Regions from separate parts of the Homo sapiens genome. Here region 2 is linked to region 1. The links are chromatin contacts, found by Hi-C or POLR2A ChIA-PET in ENCODE. All regions are on one chromosome and are shown on one strand. Each heading gives the region's core, a stretch centred on a gene start or an enhancer-like site at or near the end of the contact. The rest is flanking DNA. Distances are from core to core; before and after follow the strand shown.

Evidence for each region. A loop is a pair of places that touch in the nucleus more often than their neighbours do. ChIA-PET counts read pairs that join two places held with the same protein, here RNA polymerase II (POLR2A). Pooled maps may share reads with other maps.
Region 2: a pooled map shows a loop between it and region 1 (5-fold over the local background). The contact joins two enhancer-like sites. A Hi-C loop is called at or near these places in 4 of 50 pooled maps. POLR2A ChIA-PET finds 5 or more read pairs at or near these places in 3 of 52 experiments (CD8-positive, alpha-beta T cell, H1 and activated T-cell).

What each region holds. Positions count from the first base shown.
Region 1 is chr14:97,404,119-97,410,077 of GRCh38, forward strand. No RefSeq gene overlaps it. Among named protein-coding and RNA genes, the nearest start is that of LINC02325, 52 kb to the right of the region's middle. Within about 2 kb of position 4,258, at least 2 of the 41 ENCODE cell types and tissues checked have a DNase peak (open chromatin) inside an H3K27ac peak, as active enhancers do.
Region 2 is chr14:98,172,534-98,178,757 of GRCh38, forward strand. No RefSeq gene overlaps it. Among named protein-coding and RNA genes, the nearest start is that of LINC02295, 40 kb to the left of the region's middle. Within about 2 kb of position 2,963, at least 2 of the 41 ENCODE cell types and tissues checked have a DNase peak (open chromatin) inside an H3K27ac peak, as active enhancers do.

The DNA of each region.
Region 1 (5,959 bases), core at 3,008-5,507:
TTTTCTGTCGTCTGTGTGTTTATCCTCCCCTCCCCCAATAGTGGATGACAGTTCTGCCTTTTTCTACTTTCCTGGCACCTTTACCTTACAGCTTGCATGTCCAGCTCTTCCAGGTTGATTGCACCCCATTGATTACCCCATCGCATGTTTGACTGTCCTTCCCCATTGGACCCAGTGGTCCCCGAGGGCAAGGTTTGAGCCTCCCTCACCCCTGAATCCTCAGGGCCTGGCAGGGGCCTGGAGTTCACGATGTGCATGTTTCTGTGGTCACAGAGCAACCCACATGCTTTTGCGTATTTGATGTGGGGGAGCGAGATCAGGGAGATCTGGTCACCCTGGGGGCACCCACTCTGTGCAAGGCCCTTGGCTGGGTGGCTTACATCATTGTCCCCTTGTAAGTGATTTCTTTCATTTTGCAGAGGAGGAGACTATGCCTGAGGATGATGAAGCACCTTTTCCAGGGGTGAGCACCTCTGCGGCTCTCTTCTGAGCAACACCTTCATAGAGACAACTGCCTTCCAGCCTCCCCTGTGAGCATTTCTCACAGCCCCTAGAGATCATCCTGTCCAAAAGTGAGCAGGTGGTCTGTGCTGCCCATTACCTCCAACTTTTCCTGCCACCTTAAATGGGATCTCCATCCACCTGCATTTGTGGCAGGTTCTCCACCTTTGGTCCCCATTACAGGTGCACGAGTCCATCCACTTCTCACTGCCTGCCCAGAGGCCACCGTCAGTCACCTGAGCTCCAGATCTCTTTGCTTCCTCTCTTGCCACTCACTAATCTCTTACTCATACTGCAGTGATGTCTTCAGAGTATGCATCAGGTGAAGTCCCTTCCTTTCCCAAATAAAACTATTTGTAGGAGAGAAACCTACAGATTGCTCTCCCTGATATGTCTCCCATTCTAGCCTCCTCCCATGTCATCCTTCAACCTGTTAGCCAGCCTCGCTGGTCCTCTCTCCCTTCTCTGAAGGTGCCTTGTTTCTTTACAAATTGTGCTGTCCTTTGGCTGGGCACAGTGGCTCACACCAGTAATCCCAGCACTTTGGGAGGCTGAGGCAGGCAGATCACCTGAGGTCAGGAGTTTGAGACCAGCCTGGCCAACATGGTGAAACCCTGTCTCTACTAAAAATATAAAAATTAGCCGAGTGTGGTGGTCTGCACCTGTAGTCCCAGCTACTTGGGAGGCTGAGGCACAAGAATCACTTGAACCCGGGAGGTGGAGGTTGCAATGAGCCGAGATTGCACCACTGCACTCCAGCTTGGGTGATAGAGTGAGACTCTGTCTAAAAAAAAAAAAAAAAAAAATTGTCCTCTTCCCTGTTGCAGCTCTCCTGGCTCTTCAGGGTGATTTCTCCAGCAGCAATATTGGAATTATTAACAGGAAAGACTTTTTAAGCGTGATGCAAAATCCAGAAGCTCAAAAAGTAGATTGATGGATTTTTCTTTCTATAAATTTGTAACTCCTGTCTTGCAACCTATGTGATATATGTCAGACTAGTTTCTTTCATATGTAAAGAGCTTCTACAAATTGTTAATATTGCAAAACAATCCAATGGAAAAATACTGAAAGAACTTTAGTAGACAATTGGCAAAAAGGAAACAAATTACTATTTAAAATAGATTCTCAATTTGTTTGTAATAAGGAAAATGCAAATGGCAATGGGGGAATGGAAAAATGGACTTTGTAGATGTGGTATGTGTGAGTGGTCAGTTAGTGCATCGGCTTTGCAAAACGAATTGGGGGTTTGTGTCAAACTTGACATGATTCATACTCTTTAACCTGGCAGTTCCACTTTAGCACTTTAGCTTTTTGAGGTACTTACAGAAATTCACAAAAATGTGATTTTTGTGGCTTTGTTAGGATAGTGATTAATTGGAAATGATTTAACTTACATTTGTAGATTAAATAAAATGTCAAATATTCTTACAATGCAATGCCATGCAGCCACTAAAAGAAAGAAGCAGATGTATATATCTGCTGTCATGAAATGATCTCTAAGATGCATCTTTAATTAAAAAAAGAAAAGTACAGGCCAGGCACGGTGGCTCACGCCTATAATCCCAGTACTTTGGGAGGAAGAGGCGGGTGGATCACCTGAGGTCAGGAGTTGGAGACCAGCCTGGACAACATGGCGAAACCCCGTTTCTACTAAAAATATAAACATTAGCAGGGTGTGGTGGCACATGTCTGTAAACTCGGGAGGCTGAGGCAGGAGAATCGCTTGAGCCCAGGAGGCAGAGGTTGCAGTGAGCCGAGATCATGCCACTGCACTCCAGCCTGGGCAACAGAGAGCGACTCCGTCTCAAAAAAAAAAAATGTACAGAACAGTGTGCTCAATGTATTACCACTTATTAATGGGAAATGCTATTGCTTTTTGAAGGGAAAATGGTAGTGATAGGGTGCACTTCACTTTTGTACTGCCGACTTTTCTTTTAAACAATATATGTGATTTACCTGTTTAAACAAAAAAATTGGTATTAATTTTACAATAATATATTGAATGATGTAAATCTACATTTTGTATATATGTAGATGTATTTCTATAACTACATAAAATAATTTATCATTATATTATACACTGTACCTATAATAGGACATAACTGTGGCATGCTATGTTACAGGCTATGGTTATAGTATGACGTAGAGCTGTGGCTAATGTTATATACCATAGCCTAGTCATGACATATTGTAGGTACATATATATTAGTAATAACATAAATATATAAAAATAGTTATGCAAATATTTACATTTATATTCTGAACAGATAAAAACTGGAAGAAAATATAATGAAAAGTTAATTTTGGTTTCTCTGGGTGGTGAAACTATAAGTAGTTTTTTAAAACTTTTTTGTATATATATGTTTTAAAATTTGCATTGTAATTATTTGTGTATATGTGAGTATATATATGTGTATGTATGTATGTGTGTGTACACATATAATCAGCATAGATTATGTAGGCTGTTTAGTTTTCATGTGTAGTTTTCTTATTTCTGCCTGTTTTAAAAAAACTAATAATATAATTATACATAATTACATAAATATTCTGTTACATTTCTATCTGCCAAAGCAATTTCATATTAATTATTTCCTCTGGGTGCCCCATTGATCTGGAGATAGGCAGAATGTACATTAACACTACCATTTTACAGATGAGTAAACCGAGGTTCTGTCCAGTTCAATGGAAGGGTATGAGTCAGAGCCAGGGACTGTTGGCCAACTTGGTTTTAGGTTGATGATGGACTGGGTTCCAGGGAGCAGTAAGGGCTCTGGAGATCTGGAGACTGCCAGCCTCTCATTCCACATGTGCCCTGTTGCAAGGCCCTCGAAGCAACGCTGCCATTTCCAGGAGTACTGGGAGGAAGATAAAGGGATGTCCACAGTGGGCACATTAAGGATCTCTTGCTTTTTTCTTCTCTCCACTGCATTAATGTAGTTTTTAAAAATCATCATCATAGATCGGAAAATACATGAACGTATTGCATGTGAGTGTAATGAAAAACTGGAGAACACGCCAGTCTTTTTTTTTTTTTTTAATCTTTGTTGCATAGTTTTTTATCTTCTTTTTGTAAACAGAAAAAAAAAAAGCCTCGAGTCTCTGAAACAGCTTCCCATTCGACCTATGCAGGTCACATTTACATGTAGTTCTTAAACTGGTGGTTGAGCCTGCGTTTTGGCATTTACCCTTCCCAAATGCCTTGAGGAGGGAGCTTCATCTTTAGCCTCAGATCACGTCACTCTCGTGCTCAAAGCCGTCCGCTGGTTTGCATCTCACTGGGTGTAAAAGCCGAAGTCCTTGCCATGACCTTCGAGCTCCTGAGTGATCTCCCCCACCTCTGCCTCCCTCTGATTTGATCATTCTGCTCCAAACACATGTCCCCCCTGCTCTTCCTGAACACACCGAGCAGGCTCTGCCCCAGGCTTTGAACTTGCTTTTCCCTCTACTTGGATCTCTTTTCCCCTAGAGAGACAGGTGGCTTCTTCCCTTGCTGCTTTTTATCCTTACAGAAACCTCCCCTACCGTACGAGTGCTTTCTTAACCTCCATGTGCGTCATACTAACACATCACGCCACCCTGGGACTCCACAGGACTCCACATTTCCTTTAATGATTTATTTTTTCCCATAATGTGTATCCCCATGTGGCATGCTGTATATTATCTCCCGCCCCACCAATGGCTGGACTGGAAACCTCACGAGGACAGGGATGGTATCTTTTTTGCTCATTGCCAGCATGCAGGACCGTACAGAGGATGGAGGTAGTCAGTGATGCAAAACTGATTTTAAATTGTTTGGTGCTGTGCCAGAAGGAGTGATTATTCTCACTATGCGGCTTCCTCTGACCTCTGAACTCCTGCTGGAATGATCTGGACCGCTCAGTTTGGCATTTTAATTATATACTGTCTCATGTTACAACTTAAAGTGTTCTAATTTTACGTATTTGCTTATACGGTAAACATGTATTCAGCTTCACCTATGTATACCAAGCACCTCAGAAACCTGAAATCATTCCTTAAGACCAAAGAACAGATAACAGGCTGATAGCATGCTGATTTTGTTTTTTTATCTTCCACTTCCTACCTAGGACAGTGCAAGTAAAGAGTCAGCCCTCAAGAAAACAGAACAAAAAAGCAAGTCACTGGGCTGTGCACATTTAGTAAGCTCCACTGGTACCAAATGCTTGTAGGTTAATGAATTAGGAACATCAGTTTTCTTGGTGCAAATATGCTCCCAGCTTAGTTAAGAGGTTCTTCAGTTTGAATTTGTTTGGATGAAAACAAGATGGTTCCAAATTTCTGTGTAAATCTGAAACCAGACAAGTTTCACACAGTTGCACATTTCAAAAAAAAAAAAAAAAAAAAAGTTCTGCTCCCGTTTGGTAAGTATTCTGTGTATCTGAAAGGAGAAAAAAAAAAAAAAAACCTTGTAGTTTCCAATTGCAAAATGAGTCTTTATTTCCTCTCCAAAACCCTTTATGTGCCGTGAGTTGGTGAGTGTAAACCGGCTTCCTGGTGTGTGTGTGCAGCCCTGGGATGCCACAAGTCACATTTGTGACATGTCGGCTCTGGGAAATGCTGTGGAACCTGTCAGAACAATCCGTTCCACATAAATACAAAATGCTCTTTCTCACCCATGTCACCACGAACCTTTATTCAGGGCTTAAAACCCAGCTAGGCCTATATGAACAGCGTATGTTCGGAGCTTTTCCTACACACACAAACACGCACACACATACACACACATCTTTATCTTTCTGTCATTCTCTGCATTAACTACATTCTTAAAACCTGGAGGTATGCCAATCTTTTTTTTTTTTCAAAGAGGAAAAAAAATCAAAAGTTTTTGGTAATTGAAATTCATGACAAATTACAGACAGTTTTTTTCTTTCTTTTTTAGAACACCGTGTTCTTAGAAAAGTGTCTTCTTACTGAAATGAAAAAGCGTGGAAGCCGTGTGCGCCCGTGGACGTGGTTTTGTGACTCATGGCTGCCCTGGGCTGACAAGGACCAGTGTTTGATCTCTAAATCACGGGAAGACGAGTGTTGGATGTCAGGTGGTGGTGTGGTATCAGAGAAAATCGGTGGTCTTTTTGTTTTGCACCTGTGTTCTTTTGCTGTCGGCAAGGTGGGCCCAGGTAAAGCCAGCGTAGGTGAGCAAGGGGTCGCTGATTTTAATTGAGTAGTTATTCCAGTAACACCATCTATTCTGTTCACAGCCAAATGGGGTGGCCCCCTCCAATTTATCCCTCAGGCAGATTTCAAGAAAACGCTGTAGTCCAATATAATCGATGATTTCATATCCGAGAAAAGGTTTTTGTGTTTTTATTTTGTTCCAGTGTTTGCTTTAGGACTGATACTACCATTGCTTTTAATAAACTCCTTTGATACATTTTCTCCCCAGAAGAGACTTTTTTTGTTGTTGTTTTCAAGGTCACACAAAGAATATAACTTTGGTTTA
Region 2 (6,224 bases), core at 1,713-4,212, 770 kb after region 1:
AGAAGGCAGGAGCAGGCCAATCTATTAAAGACACAGGTCCCCATTCTCAAAGGTCTCGAAAGTTAACCTCTTCCCCTCCTAGGCCCAGAGACTCAGCCAGGTAGAGAACCTGAAATGCTCCAGGGTCATGCCATCTGCAGGGCAAGTCCATCTTTGCACATTGGCCCAGATGCCCACAAAAAGGTTGCAGTCTGGATGCAAATTAAGTCAACAGTTAATTCTTGACCCTCTACCCTGAGCTAGGAAGGGTGCTTACTTATAAAAATAGGAACATGTAATATTTTCTTGCAATAATAGTCTTTGCAAAGATGGACTCTTTGATCAGAACAATAATTGCATTCTTACTGTTATAGTTACCGATCAGTGTTTCTTTGTGATCATTTTAGCTTCAGTTTTACAATTAGCATAATGAATGAAATTAATTAATGTATGTTCAGAGTCAGAAAGAACCAACACTGGCTTTGGTTTTACCCATGACTTGGGCAAATCATTTGAGCATATTGTGTCTTCATCTCTCTATTGATAAATAGAGATAAAAGTAATCAGTGCCATAGATTGGAAAGGATCAAATGAAATGATTGCAAAATCACGAGCTTAGGAATCCTTAGTTCATTTGCTCCCTAGCTATATGTTAGATTCTTTCTTATACTTAAGATTATTACCTCCTCACAGTCCTGTGAAGTGGTCATCAGCCACGCACTTTACAGATGAGAAAACTGAGGCAGCAAATCCTTTCTGAGCTGTGATTCCATATGAGGAGACTCCATACCCACCCCATCTCAGAGGGGATTACTGAGGAGCTCACGCTGCAGGAAGCCCAAGTTATTTTTTGTCTTCCAGCTGCTAAAATCAGACAAGTAGAAGGCAGGTGCCCTGCCTCAAAGCCTGCGATTGCCTTCCTTCCTGCCTGCCCATGAACTGGCATGCACTGTACTTCGTTACATCATTGCAGCTTCTGGTCTTCCTTTGTGAAAACCTGGCCTGTTTTTTGCCCTCTTCCTTCGCCACACTGGTGGGGGATGGGAGCTGCCCCTCTGATCTTTGCACTGTAAAGGAAGTAGCAGCAACCCTATCAGATGGGAGGAGGGAGAAGTTTTCTTGGGGCCTAGAAAAAAAAATAGCCTGTCTCCCACACAAGTGGGGCACCTGCGGTGAGATCGCCGGTCTAAATATAAAGAGATGCTTTTTTTTCTCATGAGCTGTCTTGAGTGGTGTGAAAGATTCTTCCAGAATTTTGGAGAAGACGTACCTAACTAAAGTCCTAGAAAAAGCCCTGTCTCCTGTGATTTCTACCTGACTCTACCCTCTGTGTTTCTAAAGAGGGTGGTGCATGAGCTTTAATAGTGGAGAGCTGTGCACTGGCTGGAGGGTGGGAAATGCACATCTGAACACTGCTTCACATTAAATGCACTGCATTGCAAAGACCCTGATTAGAGAAAGGCTTGGAGAAATAAGTTACCAATTGTTGAATGCCCACGGTCTATGCGTCTGCTTACTTAATGTAGGTTTAATGTGAGTGCCATGAAGCCTCTTCTGGGTAATAGCAATCTTAGGCAACATTAGGGAACACTTACTGTGCATCGGTCCCTGGGCTGATCTTTTATTCCGGCCAAGGGGCCTCCCTAAGAAGAGTTTAGGATGACTGCTATGCACATTGAGGTTGGGTGACACACCCATGAGGGCATCACCCCAAATTAAACCTGGCCAGGCTGACAGCAGTCTGCCCTCAACAACTTGGTTGAAGAATGTTCTCTGCTTTCCATGCATGCCCTACTTGTGAACAACACCTAATTGATAAAGTGAAACTGTGTGTGGTTCTTGGTTGCCATATGTGTGGTCCACCTATGGAAAAGAAGAAAGACCTTCTCTTGAGACTTATTCTGTTCCAGCCTATAATCTTATAGTCATGATTCCAAAGAAGTTTTGCAAAACCAAAAGTAGTTTTTATCATTAATCTGGTGGTAAAACCTGACCTGAACTGATAGAACTAATATAAGGCTATTTATAGTCTTTATTTTTCTCATGTAATGTAAACAGTCATTTATTTCACTGCAAAAATGTTGTGTTCTATCCCTAAGTGCTGTCCTAGACTCCTCTGCAAGATGCTCTACGATATGTAATTATGAGACATATTATTTTAAATGTACCAAATTCTGATTTCTAAATTACATGTGGTTTCAAAGGTTTCTGAAAACAGATCGTGGGCCTGCAAACCAAATCTGTAGTCCCACTTTGAAGGTGTATCCTGTAGACACCCTTGGATAGTGGCAATTATAGGGGTCAGAGAGATCGATCAACCTCAACCCTAATTCTCGTTTATGAAACTAAAGTCTGTGGCATCCTCGGCCAAACTGGAACTCATTAGAGCCTCAGGTTGCCCAGTTACAAAGAGGAAAACAGCACCAGCTTCCTTGCAAGGTTTCTGTGAGATTATATACTTAAAGGTTATTCATGTATTGGCCATTGGGACACTCTAAGGTTGTCCATATTTGCAGATGTTCTTTGTAATGAATTTCAGAGTCAAGCACAAAGATGTAGTAAAATTTTCACCTCTTCCAAATTTGCTGTCCTGTGCTTGGAGTAGGACATGGCCCCTGGGAGCTTGGGGCTGGGGAGGAGGTAACAGCCCATGAAGACCTGCCTAGGTCAGGGCAATTAGCAGGAGCCACCAAGACCTTCTCAGTATTAATTAGCTGTCCCTGCCCTGGTGCTACAGAGGATTTCCAGGCCTCTGGAGAGCCCTCAGGGATGTTGCCACTCACAAAAGAGCTCAGCTCTGACCATAAGAGCTGAGTAAATAGGATGAAGCTTGGCTTCCAAAGGGCCAGGGGCTGATGCAAGAAGTATCTCTCTGTGCGCAGGTGAGAGGCAGACTCTGGAAGGATGAAGTGCGGACAGTGGGTGGAAGGACTGGGGCCTGGTACCTGCATGCTCAGCCTCCCTGTTTCCACTCTGATGTGGCTAGTCTTTCTCCTCTCTGTTTCTTCCTTTTTTTTTTTTTTTTTTTTTTTGGTTTCTGCTCTGATCTCTCTGTTTCTCTCCTGCATTGGGCCTCTCTCTAACCTGCTTCCTTCTACATGTCTCTGTCTACGACCTTGCGGTTTGGTCCCTGTCGGTCTCTCTCTAGGCCTTTCTCCCTGTCTCTGTGGCTGTCTCTTCTCACATGCATACTCCAGGGCATTCTACCCTCAGAGCATAAAGCTTAAGTCATGTGGCGGCTGATGGTCCCTACTCTTCCACTGAGCCCATGGTTCTCTCCAAAGAGAAGGTGATTCATAGAGCACAGGATAGCTGGCATTTTCTGGGTGACAGTTCTATTATATTTCAAACAGAAATATTTATTCAACAGATATTTATGGAGCACCTATCACCTGCCAGACACTGTGGATGCAATAGTGAACAAGAGAGGAAGTCTTTGCTCTAATGGTGGGCTGGGGAAAGGCATTATATAGAGACGTAAATGAGACCCGGCATTTCAGGAGGTGATAAGTGCTCTGAAGAAAAATAAAGGCAGATGATGGGATAGAAAATGCTGGGGGCAGGGGAGAATGATCACTGACAAGGGAGCTTTGAGGTGTCCTGAGCGAAGTGACAAAGTGTGTTGCTAACCAGGAAAGAGCTTCCCAGACAGAGGAAAAGAGAAAGTGCAAAGACCCTGCGGCAGAAACCTGCTGGGTGTATTTAAAGATTAGCCAAGAGTACGCAAGATGATAGAATAAAGGGCCAGAGAAGCTTAATATTTTCCCATTTGATCTTTGCAATCTTTCTTCTAGAGAGAGGTCATTAGCCAAATGTGGATCAGAAAATAGAAATTGTTGGACACAAATCACAGAAATTTCAAGTTAGTTACTAAGGTGAGATTCTAACGAAAACCTACAAAGAACAAACTGCCTTCCACAAGGCTTTACTAGAGCTGGGGGACTTAGAATGAAGCTGTAAGCAGCAGCCAGCTATTAGGATCTTATTCAAATGGAGTGGCATAGGGACAGAGCAACTGTCCCAGCCTCCAAAGTCAGGAACAGCTACCACAAGTGATAATCCTGAAAACTCTGGCTTCTAGGAGGAGGCGAGAAACAGCATGAGGATAGGTTGAAATCTGAACCCCAAAACAATTGACCACTCACAACTAAGGAAACTGGGGCTCAGAGATGTCAAGCATTTCATCCAAGGCCCACAGCCTGTGAGCAGTGAGATCTAAATTCAAATCCTTCCCCTTCACCTTGTTGCATGGTACTAGCGTACAAGTGTAAAATGAGATTGAAAAATTCAAGCAAAAGGATGCCAGAGAAAAATACCATTTTTCTCCTAGTATTTGAAACACGCCTTTAATTTGGGTTGAATGGATTTGTGAACCATCAGCAACAGCATTTCATTGACAAAGACTATTTTCCACCAAGAAAAAAAGAGGGTTATTATTTTAACCTCCCACCTCATTCATTTTCTAAAAAGAGTGAAACGTGATTTTGAAAGAAGAATTACATACATTGATATCACATGAGTGGGAAGCAGAAGCCGTCAATGAATCATCTCCTTTCTACAACTCTCAAATCAATCCAGACACATGTCAGGTTGATGTCCATGGTGTGGGACCATTTCCCTGATTGGATCTTCACTTAAGGTGTGTTGGCATAAGGGAGAGAGGAGAGTCTCTGGCACCTTCACCTTCAATATACAGTGAACATCCACGATAAACTCAGTCATAGAAACATTCATTCACTAATTTATTATTTTATTCTTTCTCTTCCTTCCACTTTTGCTCATTAAACAATGTACTGTGTACCTACTGGGTGTTGAGTCCCCTGCTGCCTATGGAGCATCCAAAGACCAACAAACTACAGTCTCTGCATTTTATTAAATTGGGTTTATTTATGAGAAACAAGGCTGGGTTCCTTTCCTTAGGGAACTCACATTCTAGTGGCAGCTGGACAACTGAAGACACTAGAATCCAGCCTGAGGTAAGGGTCAAGTCAAAGGTAGGATGGGAGGAGTCAAGGCTCTGTACCAGGGACCTGAAGACATGAGTGGAGAAAAGGTTCTACTTGCCCCCAGACCTCAGTGGGCTGCCTTGGGGTGCAGGGGTACAGCCTTGGTCTGTGGGGCTCAGGGGGGTCGGAGCAGGACAGAGAGCCCAGATGACAGAGCATAGTGTTTGTCAGAGGGGATGCAAGAAAGGACACATGCATTGCTCTTTGCATGGAAATATTGATTATTTGAGACTCTGAAACCCAGACTGAGTCACATCCTCTGGTAGGAAAGCCCCTGCCCCAGTCCCTCTCTGGGGTTCAGCCAAAACACTGGAAACAGATGAGGGGCCCCAGCACAGTGATCACACTTGCCAGGATTTTTGTTCTGACCAGGTGTGCCCCATACAGATTGTTGAAGTTGTATTCTGACTCTTGGGGCTTTCTAAAGACTTGAAAACCAGATTCACCTACAGGTGAGACTGCTACGGAGTATACGGATCACAGTAACAAATTGCTGTGCGAAGATCAGGAGAATGGTCAGGTTCTGGTCTCTAGTGTCCAGTTAGATAAGAGGCTTTGGGCAAATTACATAACCATTCTAAGTCCAATCTTAGTTCTCCATGAATAGAGGACCATTACTCACTCCACCTAAGTGCTATTAAAAATGAGTCGGGCTATGTTCAAACAATTTGTAGTCTGTCATATATAAATATGAAAAAGTAGCATCATCTTAAGAATTTATTGACATAGTCACACCTAATATATATGTTCATGAGCATAAATAATATTTGGATATCTATATGTAGTATTCTATATGCCGGTATATGCAATTGGATTTAAAATGGGTCTTAAAGTACTATTTTAACTCTCATAGCTTTCTGATGGCCCCGGAATCAAATTAGTCAAAGGCCATGATTGCCACAGCGAAAGATAATTTTAGGAATGATAAGAATTGCAATACCAGTTAGTACCGGCTTGTTAATGAAACTTCAAAGTTGAAACCAAAGTGGGATCTGCAGATTGCCCCAGAGAAAAAGTCCTGTGGTTCTGCAAATCTTCTTTCTGTCTTTAATGAATGCTTAACCTCCCTGCACTTGAACTTGGGCATCATGGCCAGTAGTCAATTTTCACTCTAGTTCATGTATTTTTTTTTTCCTTTTAATCCTGAAAATCTGTAGCCATGTCGTCAACTCCTTCTTAATTATACCATATTCTTTACATCTGTCCTGCTAAATAACTCTAATTGAAATAGCACCGGCG